2 separate regions of the Homo sapiens genome follow, and region 2 is linked to region 1. Evidence: chromatin contacts called from ENCODE Hi-C or POLR2A ChIA-PET data. All regions are on one chromosome and are shown on one strand. Each heading gives the region's core, a stretch centred on a gene start or an enhancer-like site at or near the end of the contact. The rest is flanking DNA. Distances are from core to core; before and after follow the strand shown.

Region 1 (7,752 bases), core at 4,073-6,572:
CTTGCCTCAGCCTTATTGCCCCAGCAACACAGATCAGCTGGTAGTTCTTTGCCGATTTTGTGCTATTTCCTATCGTGGAACATTCTCCCATGTTGTTCTCCCTAGTCCTTATCTTGCCTGGTTGGCTACTAAACTTGTATTTAAGCTTCATTATGTTCTGTCTTTTTTTCTGAAGTTGTTCTAAAGCCCTACCTGAGTTGGTGCCTTCTTCTGTTTCTCTGGAAATCTCTGTGTGTTTCTGCTCTTCTGCACAACGTGATAAATTATTTGAATTTTCTCCTTCACTAGATGGTTTTTATGTCAAGATGCTTTTCCTTATATTTGTTCAAACCCAAACATTGGACACGATGGTAGGCCACGGAAATCAGTTAATAAGTATTTGCCAAATGATTGTTCATACCAGCCCTCTCAGTTGCAGAATGAAAAACTTTGAATGCTTCTTTAATAATAAATCTTCTTGACTATTGGCTGTGATTCTAAGTCCCTTGTTATAGGAGTATGGTTATTAACCTAGTTATTTCTGCCATGTTTCAATGTGGATAAGCGTATTTAACAGATTCGCTCTGTTGCATTGATCCTGTGATGGTGTTATATACTACTCCAGTGCCCTGGACTGTGCGCTACAGGGCAGCCTCTAGACTTTGGGATTAAGTAATGGTGATTCGGTGGGGGTATGGGTTCTTATTTTATGGGAGTGTTTTGGCAATTAAGTGCTATTTAAAGGTATTATTTTTGTTAGAAAGATAAGGATTTAGATCTGTGGTTCATTAATTATGTAAAAGTTGAATTAGCAAAGGCTAGTTTTTGGCTCAAATTATGAAAGAATACTCTTGGGAAACTGGGTATCGGGGAGAGGATAAGTAAGTTTGGTTATTTGTCTTGAGATTTTATAGAGAACACACACGTACCCCATAAATGTAGTTTTAAAGAATTGTTCAAAGTAAATCAATTTTTGATTTTAAGAAAAGCTCCAGGCCGGACATGGTGGCTCATGCCTATAATCTCACCACCTTGGGAAGCCTAGGTGGGCTGATCACCTGAGATCAGGAGTTCGAGACCAGCCTGACCAACGTGGAGAAACCCCGTCTCTACTAAAAATACAAAATTAGCTGGGCGTGGTGGCGCATGCCTGTAATCCCAGCTACTCGAGAGGCTGAGGCAGGAGAATCGCTTGAACCCGGGAGGCGGAGGTTGCAGTGAGCCGAGATCGCACCGTTGCCCTCCAGCCTGGGCAACAAGAGTGAAACTCTGTTTCAAAAAAAGAAACGCTCCACATTTTTAAATAATACACAGGTTTTGCAGTGTAACTACTGGTGAGGACCAGAAATCTAGTTACTAGATTTCTTAAAAATAAAATTTCTCACACTGTTTAAAAAAAGGAAAAGAAGTACACTTATTTTTCCTATGTGTAGTTTATACATGCTAAATAAATAAAGTTTAGAAAATGGAATTTAAGAAGAGTAAAAGCATCGCCAATAGTTCCTTCCACACAGGTGTTAATCATTTTTTGTTTTCACTTGTCTTTTGTATTCATTTTAAAAATAGAGGACCATATTGCGTACACTGCTTTGTAAGCTGCTTTTTGCTTATCAACATTTTGTAACTATCTTTCCATGTTATTAATAACTGAGTTTTAATGCTTTTATCATAATTTAATCATAATTTTGGCTCAGCCATATTAGCTCTTTCTTGATAGATTTTACTGTGTAATTTAATAATCCAGTTTTGGACTTTTCCCACTTAGACTAGTATTCTTTATTAGATTTAACATGAACTAAGTGCTATAAATGAGTCAATATTTTTTTAAAATTATATGTCTGTTTATCAGTGTACTGTTTCAAGTCTATGTATTAGTTAAGTCTGTTCTTCAGGCTTGAACATAGGCATACCTCCTTTTATTGCACTTGGCTTTACTGCACTCTGCAGATACTGCATTTCTTTTACAAATTGAAGCAGTGGCAGAGTTTGAAAGAATTGACTCCAATTTTGAAAGAAGTCCTAGTGTGGATAACATGCTATCCAAAGCATCAATGCTACAGAGAAATCTTTTCTGAATGGAAGAGTCAATTGATGCGGCAAACCGTCTATTTTATGAGTAGACACCACAGCCACCCGTCTTCATCAACCACCACCCTGATCAATCAGCAGCCATCAACATCTAGGCAAGACCCTCTGCCAGCAAAAAGATTACACCTCACTGAAGGCTCAGACGATTGTTAGCATTTTTTAGCAATAAAGTATTTTAGATGTATGTATGCTGTTTTTTTTAGACATAATGCTATTGCACACTTAATAGACTACAGCATCGAATAAACAAATTTTATATGCACTGGGAAACCAAAAAAAAATCATGTGACTTGGTTTATGTGGTGGTTTGGAGTGGAACCTGAGTTCGTCCGATGTTTGCCTGCAGATGCTCATCCTTTACTCTTTCCCCACTACTGTTGGTGCTCCCAGTTCTGCTGTCTGCCTTTATCCAATTGTAAGCCTCAATGTGATTTCTAGATTCACCCTAAGTACTTGCCCTTGATCAGCCCAGCACTGAACTCCCCCAAACACACAAACATTAAAGTTCATTTAGAAAGAGTGAATTTTAGGAAGAAACCACAGAGGCCAAGATCTTCTCTAATTAATGTAGTGAATCTTCTGAATGTAGTGAGTCTTCTGGCCATTTTTTGAGTATTACATTGATAGCTCATTCAAAACGAAAATTATTCACACAACTATGGTGTAAATAAAAAGATGTGATGTTAATATAATTTTTGGATTAGATTATTGCCGAATCAAGCATCTTTACAACATTATAGTTTAGAGTAATGTGTTTGGCTAAATTAGGCAATAAAAGTAAACATAAAAGGTAAACCTTCCCGATTAGTCCTTACATTTGACTTCTCTGTATGTGAAACACTGACAAAAACCAAAAATAATTTCACTACTCTGTATTTATTTTTCTGATTGAGACTTTGGAAAAGTCAAGAATGACAACGGTAGGTATTTCTTTTTTGCAGAACAAGCCTGAGATGGTACTTAGGTGCTTACATACAAGCTACTGATCACTTAATGACATTAAAAAAATTTTAATTACTTATTGCCTTCAGACACTACAGAAGTTTAAAAATCCTACTATTTCCACTTAAATTTCTAGACCAATGCTGTTGGACTTTCTTTCCCTTTAACAGCAATGATTATCCAGTTGAATGTTGTTTCACAGAAAGGAAAAGTGCATTTGTGTAAAAATATCTGGGGCTTGCCAGGGAATCTTTTTCAGAATGCTTTGTGGTTACAAATGAAGCTTATTGTTGTATAAATGGCAAGTTTAAAATCATAGAACTTTTTTGCAGTAGCTCATGGCATGAGTTGATAATCTGCGAATTGCTCTGCGTGTGTGTTTGTGTGTGTTCGCATGCATGCCTCAGCCCATCTGTAAGTAGCTGGATCCTGTGCCGTTCCTCCCCCTGTTTCCCACCTCACTTATTTAGATACATAAATACGCACACTTTTACATCTAAGGCAAACCCCAAAAGATGCATGTGGAAGGCTGGATGTGGGAGAGAGGTGTTTTCCTTTAATTGACCTCTCACGGCGTTCCACTTGATAAAGTGACAACATTTTCTGAAAACTTAAGGTTTTTGAATGTGTGGATTTTCTCCCTACCACTGTAATTTCTGAAACTTTCTCTAAACAAGATGGCTGGCACATTATGGGGACAGAGCAGAGACATAGAACAGAGACAAAGCCGCCCTGAGAAGGCAGACACACTTATATTGCTTGTGGTTTTTCAGTACAGCTGCTTTCAGATGAGCCGGCTTGTTCTAAGCTGGTCCCACTGCCAAAGCAAGACTGTCACACAGCTGGTAGTACTTACTGTACTTGCGGGAAAGTATGTGATTCATTAGTTGGAACCGTATGTTTTTCACCAGTTCTGGTCATGTTTTTGTTAGGATGTGGTAAAAACACAAGCAGGGGGTGAAGGGACAATGGAAACATGTGACTTCTTAAGGATTGGCCTGAACCCGTTATTAGCTAAATTGTACACCGTAAAATGTCCTTTGTACCTCATAAGACAAATGACTTAATTTTTTATTCCTCAGTTGAGGTCATTCAGTCATAAGTGGTAAAAATTATCAACACTGAGCTCTTTTTCTCTTTTTACTTTCTGCAAAGTATTATGATCCGTTTAAACCCCAAATTATAATATGAAGGGAAGTCATGCAAGTAAAAGACATTAATTTGCTGAAAAATGCCCATGACGGGTGAAGAACTTTAACTGGAGTGAACTCTTGCTACTGATAAAATATGAGTATGGTATTACAGCTCATAAGAAACACTTCTAATACCACAGGGTGTGAGGAGAACAATAAATGGGAGTTTCTTTGTCTACACATGATCAAGCAGACTCAAATTGTATGGCTGGAGGATTGAGAGACTAGTCTTTTAAGTAATTTTGGTGTCATTAATGGGCTTGCATCACAGTATCTCTGTAATGCTCAATCCTGGTATTGTGCAGAACTGCTGGTGTGAGCCGCATTGAATATTGGCCTGTTATCACCAGGTTTTTGAGCTTGTGAATATTTTACAACTGCACAGGCCGAACCATATTCTTTGGAAAATGAATGCCATTGCTGCTGTGTTGTGTTCTCCTTACATAGGAATATGCTTTGACATTTGCTTGCTTCTGCTTCATTCTGACACTGGAGTTGTTTTACTTTTGTCCCCACTCCCATAGCCTGCTATTGAGACAGGTGGTATTTTCAAAGTCTAAGTAAAATATTGGCAGATTATGCCTCTACCCTCAGACTCTGTTTTTCAACTGTTCCCTTCTAAAGTTCTGCACCGTTCATGCCTCACTACATACACTCCAGCAGTTGCTGGACTCTGCAGAATTAGAACCAGGTCTGTCTCTGACAATTAGCTCAACTGGCTGCAGGATAAATAAAGGAATGCGCTCAGGGGCTGTAGTCTGTGACACAGTGTAACAGAGCGTAAAAAGGTGCATCTGTTCCATGCCCTGATTCAGTCGCCTCACTGTCACTGGGAAGTTACCGACACGGAGACATGCCCGTGCTGTTTGGTAAACAAGCGGCAGGTATTAAATTAACAGGGCTGTGAGTGTGCAAACGTGCTGCTTTATTAAAAGCCCTGCTATCTTGGCTCACTGCTGGGTCACAGGCAGTTGCTAGAGCATCTAGTAAGATGACTCATGGCACTGCATACTTCAATACCCTGTTCTCGCTTCCTTCCAGAGGGGACCGTTGACATTTGAGAGCCTGATTACGGAAGGAAAAAAAGGAGAAAGAAAAGAGAATACAGGGTGTGTGTGTGTGTGTGTGTGTTTGCCTTTTACGTTTCGTAGGCTAGGCAAGAAGGAGATGAGGGCCAGCACCCCAGAGCCAGGTTTTAGTTTAAATTGGGCTTCTGAATCCAATACTAAATTGCAACCAGGTCTCTGTCTTTGTTGTTGTTTATTTTCTCTGCCTTTCTGTCTCACCCTCCTCATGACTGCTACTTGATTTGTGGTTGAAATAATGAGGGGATAACTGAGAGATGAAAGTTTTGCTCTGTCTGCCTGCACTGGGTGGGCACCATGCATCTTGCAAATGTACTTGCAGGAAAAAACACTTCGACTTTTATTATATTCTTTAAGCATTTATCGCCTTTGCATTTAATATTTTTAATGAAAAACTCGCATTTTAAAGACTTTCTGCTTTCATTCAGCAATGTCATGATTTTTGAAGTTTGTTTTCCCTTCAGCTTCAGGAATGCTTTACACAGGGTCATGTGTGGTTGCCTTGTTGAATTGTTCCTCACTTTTGTGGTCTTATCTTTGAGGAGTCCTCTTTAGATATACCAAGGTCTGTAGGCAAACATTACAAGACAATTTTCAGTACACATGTCTGTGCTAAAGAGACTGGCATTTCTGAAGGTTTCCTGCTCCCCTCCAAGTTGTGTTTCTTTTAAGGGCCCCAACTAGCTCCTCATCCATTAGAAGATGATGTAATGCTAATGGTATCTAGCTCCACACAGCTTGGACCAAAAATGATTCCAGTTGGCTGTATTTGAATGTGAATGACCAGAAGGTGCTAGACATTCTCCACTGTAATTGCAAGTGCTTACCTTGGAAATCTCTTTTGGTTGTAGAGGTCCTTTGGTCCTCATACTAGAGATCATACCGCCACACATGCATTCCTACTGTCCAGACCCATCTTTATTGTTGGCTGTCTTTTTATAGTGATGTCTAGGTAGAGGAGTGCGATGCCCAGGGTCGGGGATAGGGAGGGTGGAGAGGAAGCAGCCTTTCTCATTGTTTGCTCAGAAAGGAAAGTATCCCACTATCTAGAGAGTTAGTGATGCCTCAGAATCTCTTTATCTTTGTAACCTCTTTTCTGTATGAAGTTTAATAAGCCGGCTGTGCAGTTTTTAAAACGCCAGTGGATTCCGCTTTTCACTTGGACCGCCCCCCGCCTTTTGCTCTGAGCATTCACTCCCTGTTTCCTTATTTCCCCCGTTCTCTTTTCCTTTATCTCAGGGGAGTTCCCTGAGTAGCAAGACTGAAAAAGAGCTGAGGTTTATGTTAGAAGAAATTAAGGTTAATGATCATTGGCTCATTTTCATATTCTGTGGGTGTGGATGGAGGAGTAATCAGTGCAGGTGGCCCTGCCAGTTGGGAGTTTTTCTTTGTCATCAAGAAAATAAGGAGAGTGCAGGGATTGAATTACCACAACTATTTCAGGACTAAACATATTTCATTTCCCGATCGGGTCTGGTTTAAGGACGCAAAGCTGACATTAATTTTATCCAAAGAAAGCACAGCATTTTTTTTGTTTCATAATTTGACTAATGCATAGGGTAGATGCATGTTCAAATTTAATTCTAGTATAATCTTACAAATAATTCTCTGAAAAGCAAAGGGGTTTTGATTCAGTTTGACAGTTTATGTTTCTGTGTCCAATTACCACTTAGTTATTGAATGTTAAAAAGCTGCTTTCTAAAATGTGCACTCCGACTGCACCAATTGGCTTCCCAGCTGCCTGCTATTACATGCGAGGTGCTCTCTTCTAACTTTTTAAAGGATGTACACAGTTGAAGTAGTTATGTTTAGCTAGCAAAGGAAGTGGGGGATTTGGTTAGGAAGTGCTTGCTGGCCTTGAAAAACTATCATGTGTGCATTCTCATTTCAGCCACATAAAGATCATTCTTTAAATAAATACTTGTTGGATTAAAAAAACCTTAAATGCTCCGATAAACTAGAGAAATAACTTTGATTTTTTTTAAAAACATGACTTCCATTTGGATCAACTTTTTAAAGTTTTCAATATGCTTTTAATACCACTGATGTAACTTTCTACAAGTGAGGTATTCTGATTCCATGCTTGGAAAAAGAAGATCTACAGGTTGACCAGAGACAATAAAAGTCATTGAGGAAGAGTGTCAACACTTGCCATGCATGGTAGGTTTTGCTTTCTTAGCGGAATGCAGCAGACGACTCAAGTGACCTGATCTGTTTTTAAAGCACAAGGTTTATTTGGCTGTTACAGTGTGAGTATAATATTAATGATACTAATGTAAAATTAACTTTTATGTTGTGTGAGCAGTTTTTCTTGTTTCCCCCTTTAAAATTGCAGATATTTCCTTGTGCATACATCTGGTGTTGTTGCCATAGTGAACATTTATATAACTTTGTTTAAGCCATGAAAAGTTTGGTATAATCGGGTAGTTTGGCAAGTCCACGTGAAGGTGGTTTTCGGTTTTCAT
Region 2 (7,716 bases), core at 3,380-5,879, 63 kb before region 1:
TGTTTAGCAAGGGAGGAAACCCTTTCAATTTGTTCCATTTTTGTGCCTCTGATGAAGTAAGAGCAACTCAGACGGATGTATTTTCTTCCTAAGTAAACTCTTTTCTAAAAAAATGCCACACCCTCCCCCCAAAATAAAGCATTCAATAGCTTGATGGTGATTACTTGAAGGCAGTCTCTTTCCTCATTAGAGGTAAATACATCTTCACTCTTGATTGCCGCGGAAAGATAGGTAGAGAAGCTGAGTGGAGCAAACCCAATGGCTGAGTTCAAGTTGACCTGGATCATTTTAAAGTGCTTTTCATGTAAATGCTACAGTTAATGTCTGTCCCCACATAATTTCTTTCTAATGTTTGCAGCAGATGTGGAGTTGGCCTTACCACTGCTCAAGCTGCTTGCTCATTTTGGCTTTTTCTCGTAAGCTTTTCCTTTCCTGGCTTCCTTTCTTTTCTTTACAGAGTGAGATGTTGGGAGATAAGAATTTTATGCCTTGGTGTATGCTCCTTCTTCTTTCTCTCCATTGTTTTAAGTTATATCTTTTCTAAAACTAAGTTATGATCTGTAGAGCTTTTGTCTTATGGTTCCTTTTTGGTTTTCTAGTTTACATGGGCTAGGGAGCCTCAAACTTTAATGCTCATCAGCATCACGTGGAGGGCTTGTAAACACAGGTGAGGGACTCCACCTCCAGTTTCTGTCACAGTGGGTCTCAGGTGGGGCATGCAAATGAGTTTCAGACATGCTCTCAGGTGATGATCACAATAATCTTTGGCCAAGAAGCATGCCTTGGGCACTGACCGAGACTATTGGTCTTGTCTGTCAGTGTGCTGCCCACCCCCAGAGGGTTGGGTTCTTCAGATTTTATTCATGCACGTTCTCTGGAAACTCTTTACTTTTTAATAATTTATAGGCCAGGCTGCTAGCATAAGAGAACTCAGAAAATTACCTTATATTTTAATTGTGAAACGGTTGGTTGCAGGAGGGGCAGATATGCTGCTTCTTGCCACTCTCACCCCCTCATCCCCCAGTGAAGTCTTTTTTTTTTTTTTTTTTTTTTGAGACTGTCTTACTGTGTTGCCCAGGCTGGAGTGCAGTGGTGAGATCTCGGCTCACTGCAACCTCTGCCTCCCAGGTTCAAGCGATTCTCCTGCCTCAGCCTCCCAAGTAGCTGGGATTACAGGTGCCCGCCACCATGCCCAGCTAATTTTTGTATTTTTAGTAGAGACGGAGTTTCTCCATGTCGGCCAGGCTAGTGTCGAATTCCTGACCTCAGGTAATCCACCCACCTTGGCCCCCCAAAGTGCTGGAATTACAGGCATGAGCCACGACGCCCAGCACCCAGTGAAGTCTTTAACACTAAGTCCCTCTGAGCTGACAGCGATCTTTTCGGTCATTCCAAACACAGCATCACTCTAGGAAGCCTTCTAAAAGATGATTGAGTTGGCCCTTGGTCCCTAAGTGAGACCAAGTGACTCTGTCTCTTTTTAGTTTCCCCAGTTGCTTATAATATTCCTTTGACCCTTGTGGCTTGCTTTCCTTTCCCCTATGCGGCTTCCATCGTGGTCTCAAAGTTCTCAGCCTTCATTGGATTGGTATGCTGTGGTGCTGCTTTTGTGGGCTGGGGGCAGAGTACCATTTACAGATATACTGTGTACCTACTGAATCCTTAGGTGCTTTACATGTGTCATCTCATTCAACCTTGCCAACCCTGCACAATAAATATAAGTATCCTCATTTTACAGGTGCAGGAAACAAGGCTCGGAGATACGTAACTGAGCAACTTTACAAGATATTGCGGTAGAGATTTAAACAGAGATCTAATTGCAAAGCTAGAACTCTTTCAGTATTACCTGTCTTTAAGATAGCTGGAGTTGAGTGTTGAGGATAGAAAGTAAGTTAACCTGGGTGTGGCATACTTGAAATTGCATTTAATGTCAGTTGTCAGAGTTGACAATGTATTTGCCCATAAGCAACAACCTGTGGTGTTCAATTTCCAAAATAATGTATTACAAGAATGATTGCAAACCAATAGAATAATAGAATTCTGTACCTTTTTTTCTTAAATATAAGAACCCGCCGGGTGCAGTGGCTCACGCCTGTAATCCCAGCACTTTGGGAGGCCAAGGTGGGCAGATCACTTTAGGTCAGGAGTTCAAGACCAGCCTGGCCAGCATGGAGAAACCCCATCTCTACTAAAAGTACAAAAATTAGCCAGGCATGGTGGCAGGCACCTGTAATCCCAGCTACTCGGGAGAATGAGGCAGGAGAATCACTTGAACCCGGGAGGCAGAGGTTGCAGTGAGCTGAGATTGCGCCACTGCACTCCAGCCTGGGTGACAGAGTGAGACTCCATCTTTAAAAAAAAAAAAAAAAAATGGCTGGGCACAGTGGCTCATGCCTGTAATCCCAGCACTGTGGGAGGCCGAGGCGGGCATATCATGAGGTCAGGAGATCGAGACCATCCTGGCTAACGTGGTGAAACCCCATCTCTATTAAAAATACAAAAAATTAGCTGGGCGTGGTGGTGGGTGCTTGTAGTCCCAGCTACTCGGGAGGCTGAGGCAGAAGAATCGCTTGAACCCAGGAGGCACAGCTTTCAGTGAGCCAAGATCGCACCACTGCGTTCCAGCCTGGGTGACAGAATGAGACTCTGTTTCAAAAAAAAAAAAAAAAAAAAAAAGAACCCATACCCATCCGTGGATCTGGTACAAGTGACTTCATTCTCATTTTCTCCAATGCTAAAACCCAGGTAAAGCAAGAATTGCAGGAAGTACGTGAAATCTGTCCAATAGTAGGATGTTTTTCGAGTAAAGCACTAGCGAAGTCATTGAGAGAACTTTGTCTTAATTTCACTTCTATCCATTTTTATCAAATGTAGAGGGAGACCATAGTGATAGGTCTCAGTTTTCTCATTTAGAAGTAAAAGGAGTACAATGGAAATTTCTCCCCTTCCTTACTTGTCTGATGTGGGAATTAATAAATATTACGTGTAAAGCCCTTTGAGCACTCTGGAAGAAAGATTCTATGTAATTTTAGCATTATTCGTGGTCCATTAGGCTCCTCAGGGTGTCACCAGGGAAGAGAGATTTTTACCTTTTATCCCATATTTCACAGTATAAAAACAAGGTATTTCTGTTGTTGTTTGTGGCTGTGAAAAATCTCCTGTAATTGTACCTGCAGAGGTTGCTCCTATCACAGAGCCCAGGGCACTGTTCTTTGGCAGCTCACCCCAGAGGATCAGCTCCTGAGGGAAGAGCAAGAGTGAACCTTAGTGAAATAGCTCCTGGTGGCTGTGAGGACATTGTGCCTGCTCCACCCCGCACCCTGGCATCCCCCCACCTCCGTCACCTTCTGTGTCTTTCAACCTGTTGCATAACAGAATCACATACTGATTGACTCTTTTCCATTTTCTTTTATCTTATGCTGATCCTATAGTTCATTGCTCTGAGATGACTCCAGAGGAGATCTGTGTCTCCTTCAGGCACTGGCATCTGTCCTATCCAGTTCTTCTCCTATAAAATATCTCCCATCCTTATCATGTTCCTATTGATACAACTCTGCCTTATCTGACTCTATAACAATGAATGTATTTCTGGTCATTCCATCCTTGAAAATGGATAAGTACTGTGTTGTATTTATTTATTTGAAACAGGGTTTCACTCTGTCACTCAGGCTGGATAATAAATACTGTGTCGTTAGTATGTATGTATGTATGTATGTATATATTTGAGACAGGGTTTCACTCTGTCACCCAGCCTGGAGTGCAGTGGCACACTCACGGCTCCTTTTAACTTTGAACTCTTGGGCTTAAGTAATCCTCCTAGGATTACAGGCACATGTCACCACACCCAGCTAATTTTTCTTTCATTATTACTTTTCTCTCTGTGTTGCCCAGGCTGGTCTAGAACTCCTGGTCTCCTGCCTTGACCTCCCTAAGTGCTAGGATTACATGTGTGATCCACCACATCCAATTTGACTCTGTTTTGATTTACCAGTTGCTTTCTGATCAGTGAGCAGTGGGTTCCTTCTTCGCCCTTAGGTTCTATATTCTTGGTCCTTCTGAGTCTTAGTCTGGGGTCCCATGGTAGAGAAAGTTTAGGCCCAGAATTTTGTCTCCTAGTTAAATTGTAGGCTGAAAAATGGAGATATAATTTAACTGCATACTCTGCCACGTAGCTCACCTTCCTGTGTTTCTGCTTTTGTATTCATTTATTTTGCAGCAGTGTGTTTAGCGTGCATCTTCATCTTTACAGTGTTGGATAATTTGTTTATTTCTTTATCTGCTCTTTCTCACAGGGACTCCTGGTGAGCTTATTGTCAAATCTATTTCACTTGATGGTCTTCCTGAACTCTTTGTGTTATCTGAGTGATTTTTCCTCTTGCCGCTTGGCATTGTATAACCACTGAAATTAGGCTGGAGTGCTATTGGGTCTTCCTTTTGGCTTGGAATCCGGCAGTGCTTGTACCTAGCCATGTCTCTGAGGAGCACTCTGATGGGGCTTTATTTCTGTTTATCTCTCTCCCTCTTTTTTTTTTTTTAAACTTACATTGTATATCATTCTTTTCCAAGGTCTTTGTCCCTTCAACACTGCCAGACTGAAGCCACCAAAACACATACACTTCAGAACTGATCTGGGCTTGGGGCCAGCTTGACTGAGGAGACTGGAGCTCACATGGAAGTTAGTTTGTTTATTTAGGCTGTGACTTTCATAGTGTCTATCAGGCAGATGCCTACCTGCGTGTTTAATATTTAAAAGTAAAATGGAAATTTCAAGTGGACCCTGGCTCTGCAGGGGGCATCCCTGACTACGAGCCCTTTTCATCGTAACATGACTCTTCTCTCAAGTTATCATTTCTGTGACTTTTCTCTTTTTTCCTTTGTCCCCTTTCTGCCACCCATTTTTCACAGCCATTCATCTTCAAATATTTTCAACGGTAGCTCCCATTTACAACCTGGAGCTTTTTATGTCTTCTTTTCAGAAGTCTGGTCCCTAACATTTTTTTTTTTTTTTTTTTTTTTTGTGATCTCAGTAAACAAAGAGTGTGTGTATGTGTGTGTGTGTGTGGTTATGTGTGTAGGAAGCCTGCCATATTTCCTCCCTGCCCCACAGAAAATATGTTTTCTGGAAGCCCTTTTGACACCGAAGTGAATGCCCACTGGCCCTCCCTTGTTGAATTCTCCTGAGGGGAGAGAGAGAGGCCTTTATACTTGTCATATCTTTTGTTTCTGCTGATTATACACAAAGTAAGTTGTAAATAGCTCTCTCACACACCATGATTCCTTCAAGGTATGTATATACAGGAGAGTAGATATGTACTCAGCCTCCACTTGCCCTGGGGATTTCAGAGGGTCCCTTTCAAGGCCTCTGACCTCCTGTTACAGTACTAAGATAATGAAATTTACATCAGTTGTAGGCAGTTATTCCATAATTAAACCTGTGGCATAATGTTTAGAAATATTAGCTGAACAGTTCACCATTTTTTTTTGTTTTTAAGTTAAATGATTTTATTACTTTTAAAGCAACATATACAATCATACAAAAAGAATAAAAGTTAAGTACCTATAATCTTAATCACTGTGAACATTTTGGAAAATCTTTGTAGAACTTTGTACTATATAGTATGTCAAGTATGTCATTAAAACAGGCACTAGGTGTTAGCACAGAGGAAAAGTGGATAAAACGGAATTCCCCAAATCAGTTTAAAATTTATATTAAATAATGGTTAGGCACACCCCATATTTTATTATCCTAATTTACAATAGACTAATAATAAGGGGTTAGACAATTGATATCTGATTTTTCTTCAATCATTTTTTGATTGCTTGTGGCTGGCTAACTTCTGAGGCTTCTAAATCAAAAGGTGGAATGAGATGTGCTAAATTACAACTAATTAGGTTATCAGCTTTTATCTCTTTTGTATCTTCCTTAGTACATTTTGATGAATTCAGAAAGAGATATGGTTTGCCTTTCCGTGTTGAAAGATTTCCCTAACTGATGACGCTGATTGTGGTGGATGGGGTGAGAGTGTGGTGTATTTTTAGACCATGAACCGTTCAGTGAACTTTGTGAACCAATTTTGATTTGAATCTCTTATCCCTCATTTTTTAGAATATGGGAGTCAACTTTCAAAGATTCTTATGGATATATTTTTCTGCTCAGAAATCCTAGCACTCTAAGTTTGAAAATGTACCCACTTCCCTACTAGTTCCTTTTTGTGATTATGATTGTTGAAACATACTGGTAGTTTGCCACCATTTCCTCCCAACTTACTCACAGACCTTTATGTTTTCTCTTAGAAACAGTGTATTTCTAAGTGTCTCAAGTTGTAATTGCATGTAATTTTAGTTGTTTAACTTTCTCCTTCCCTCTTGAGAATGTTTATAAAGTGCATTCTGTGACTGTGAAGATAAAAAGAACTAGAAACTTAGTGTTTGTGACGTGGTCAAATAATCTTAAGGTAAGTAGCAATTTGTTTTGTGTATGTGAGATCGGGTGAGGTTTACACTTAATTTGCAATATATGGCTTACTGAATCTGCCTTAGTTAAGTCCCATTTATTGAGGTTTTATAATAAGGTTTTGGGGGGATTCATTTTGATTTGGAATATTCTCAGGTTAATTTTTTTCTTTTCCCTTCTATTGCTCCCTGGGGAGAATTACTGTTGCAGAACTCATTAGTGGCCTTCCATATGTCAGCTGAGGGGTAGAATGAGCATTATTTCTATGTGTGACACAACACAAATGCACAGTGCCCCCGCTCTTCTCCCTGCTGCATTTCTTTCTTATTCCTCAGTTAAGAGGATAAATTCCCTTTTTTGTTACTTATGTTGTCCTAGACCAAGGAGCAGGTAGCAGGTCTTGATTTCGGTTAGCGCCTTTTTCCTTTGTTGTCTTCTTTGTAATTTCTTTCATATGAAACATCAACAAATACCTCTAGAATGGATGCCACTAAATGTAGTTATTACATTTTTTTTTAAAATTAAATTCTTGGAAATGTATTCTCAACCTTTCTTTTCTTTCTCATGTCTTAAGTTTGAATCCAGGTTTTACAACCTAATAACATGTGACTCTGAGCTAGTTATTTACCTACTCTAAGCCTCAGTTTTTTCGTTTGTAGACTGGAGATGCTCATACTCCGTAAGAGTGTTGAGAGGAAAATGAGGGTTAATCTACACGTAAGATTCCCCACATAGTGACTCGCGCATTGGCCTGCACGTGTGAAACTCTTGGGTAAAGAGTGGTTGTAAACTTCAAAGACAGATGACACTCTGTCCATTTCACCTTATGAGCCTAGTAAAGAAGAATAAAAGACTTGAAAAGAATGAGAGAACTGGACCTAAAAATGTTTGAAGCGTTGACCGAGTACCTTTTATTTTTCTTTTCTTTCCAGTGATATTCACTAGTGAACTTGCAAAGTGGAGTATACTGAACGTTGTTTAAGTTTGGACGATTGTACTGATTTTTGGGTGAAAAGAAAGAGGGAAGCACCTTTTAAGCTAGCATGCATGGCTGAAAACTGATGTCTGAACAAAGCAAATTGATTAGCACAGATGATCTTAATTGGAGTTTTAAAAAAGTCAAAGAAAACAAAACAGAGGAGTGCTTTGATAGGGAAAGAAGACAAAGGTGAGATGATGCTTAGTTGATGTATTGAGTTTAGAGACATATAGACAGATATATGATTAGTGTGAGTAGTATAAGTATGGAAATAATGAGGAAC

The links. A loop is a pair of places that touch in the nucleus more often than their neighbours do. ChIA-PET counts read pairs that join two places held with the same protein, here RNA polymerase II (POLR2A). Pooled maps may share reads with other maps.
Region 2: a map of endothelial cell of umbilical vein shows a loop between it and region 1 (2.1-fold over the local background). The contact joins two enhancer-like sites. A Hi-C loop is called at or near these places in 3 of 168 maps with a recorded cell type or tissue (endothelial cell of umbilical vein, esophagus squamous epithelium and heart right ventricle) and 1 of 50 pooled maps. POLR2A ChIA-PET finds 5 or more read pairs at or near these places in 7 of 52 experiments (AG04450, BJ, H1 and 4 more).

Annotation. Positions count from the first base shown.
Region 1 is chr9:16,624,260-16,632,011 of GRCh38, reverse strand. The region is part of intron 3 of BNC2 (basonuclin zinc finger protein 2); the gene reads left to right. Among named protein-coding and RNA genes, the nearest start is that of BNC2-AS1, 99 kb to the left of the region's middle. RefSeq lists an enhancer at 4,515-5,048. Within about 2 kb of position 5,322, at least 12 of the 41 ENCODE cell types and tissues checked have a DNase peak (open chromatin) inside an H3K27ac peak, as active enhancers do; they include endothelial cell of umbilical vein and heart right ventricle, where a contact is called at or near this core.
Region 2 is chr9:16,686,465-16,694,180 of GRCh38, reverse strand. All of the region lies in intron 3 of BNC2 (basonuclin zinc finger protein 2), which reads left to right. Among named protein-coding and RNA genes, the nearest start is that of BNC2-AS1, 36 kb to the left of the region's middle. Within about 2 kb of position 4,629, at least 5 of the 41 ENCODE cell types and tissues checked have a DNase peak (open chromatin) inside an H3K27ac peak, as active enhancers do; they include endothelial cell of umbilical vein and heart right ventricle, where a contact is called at or near this core.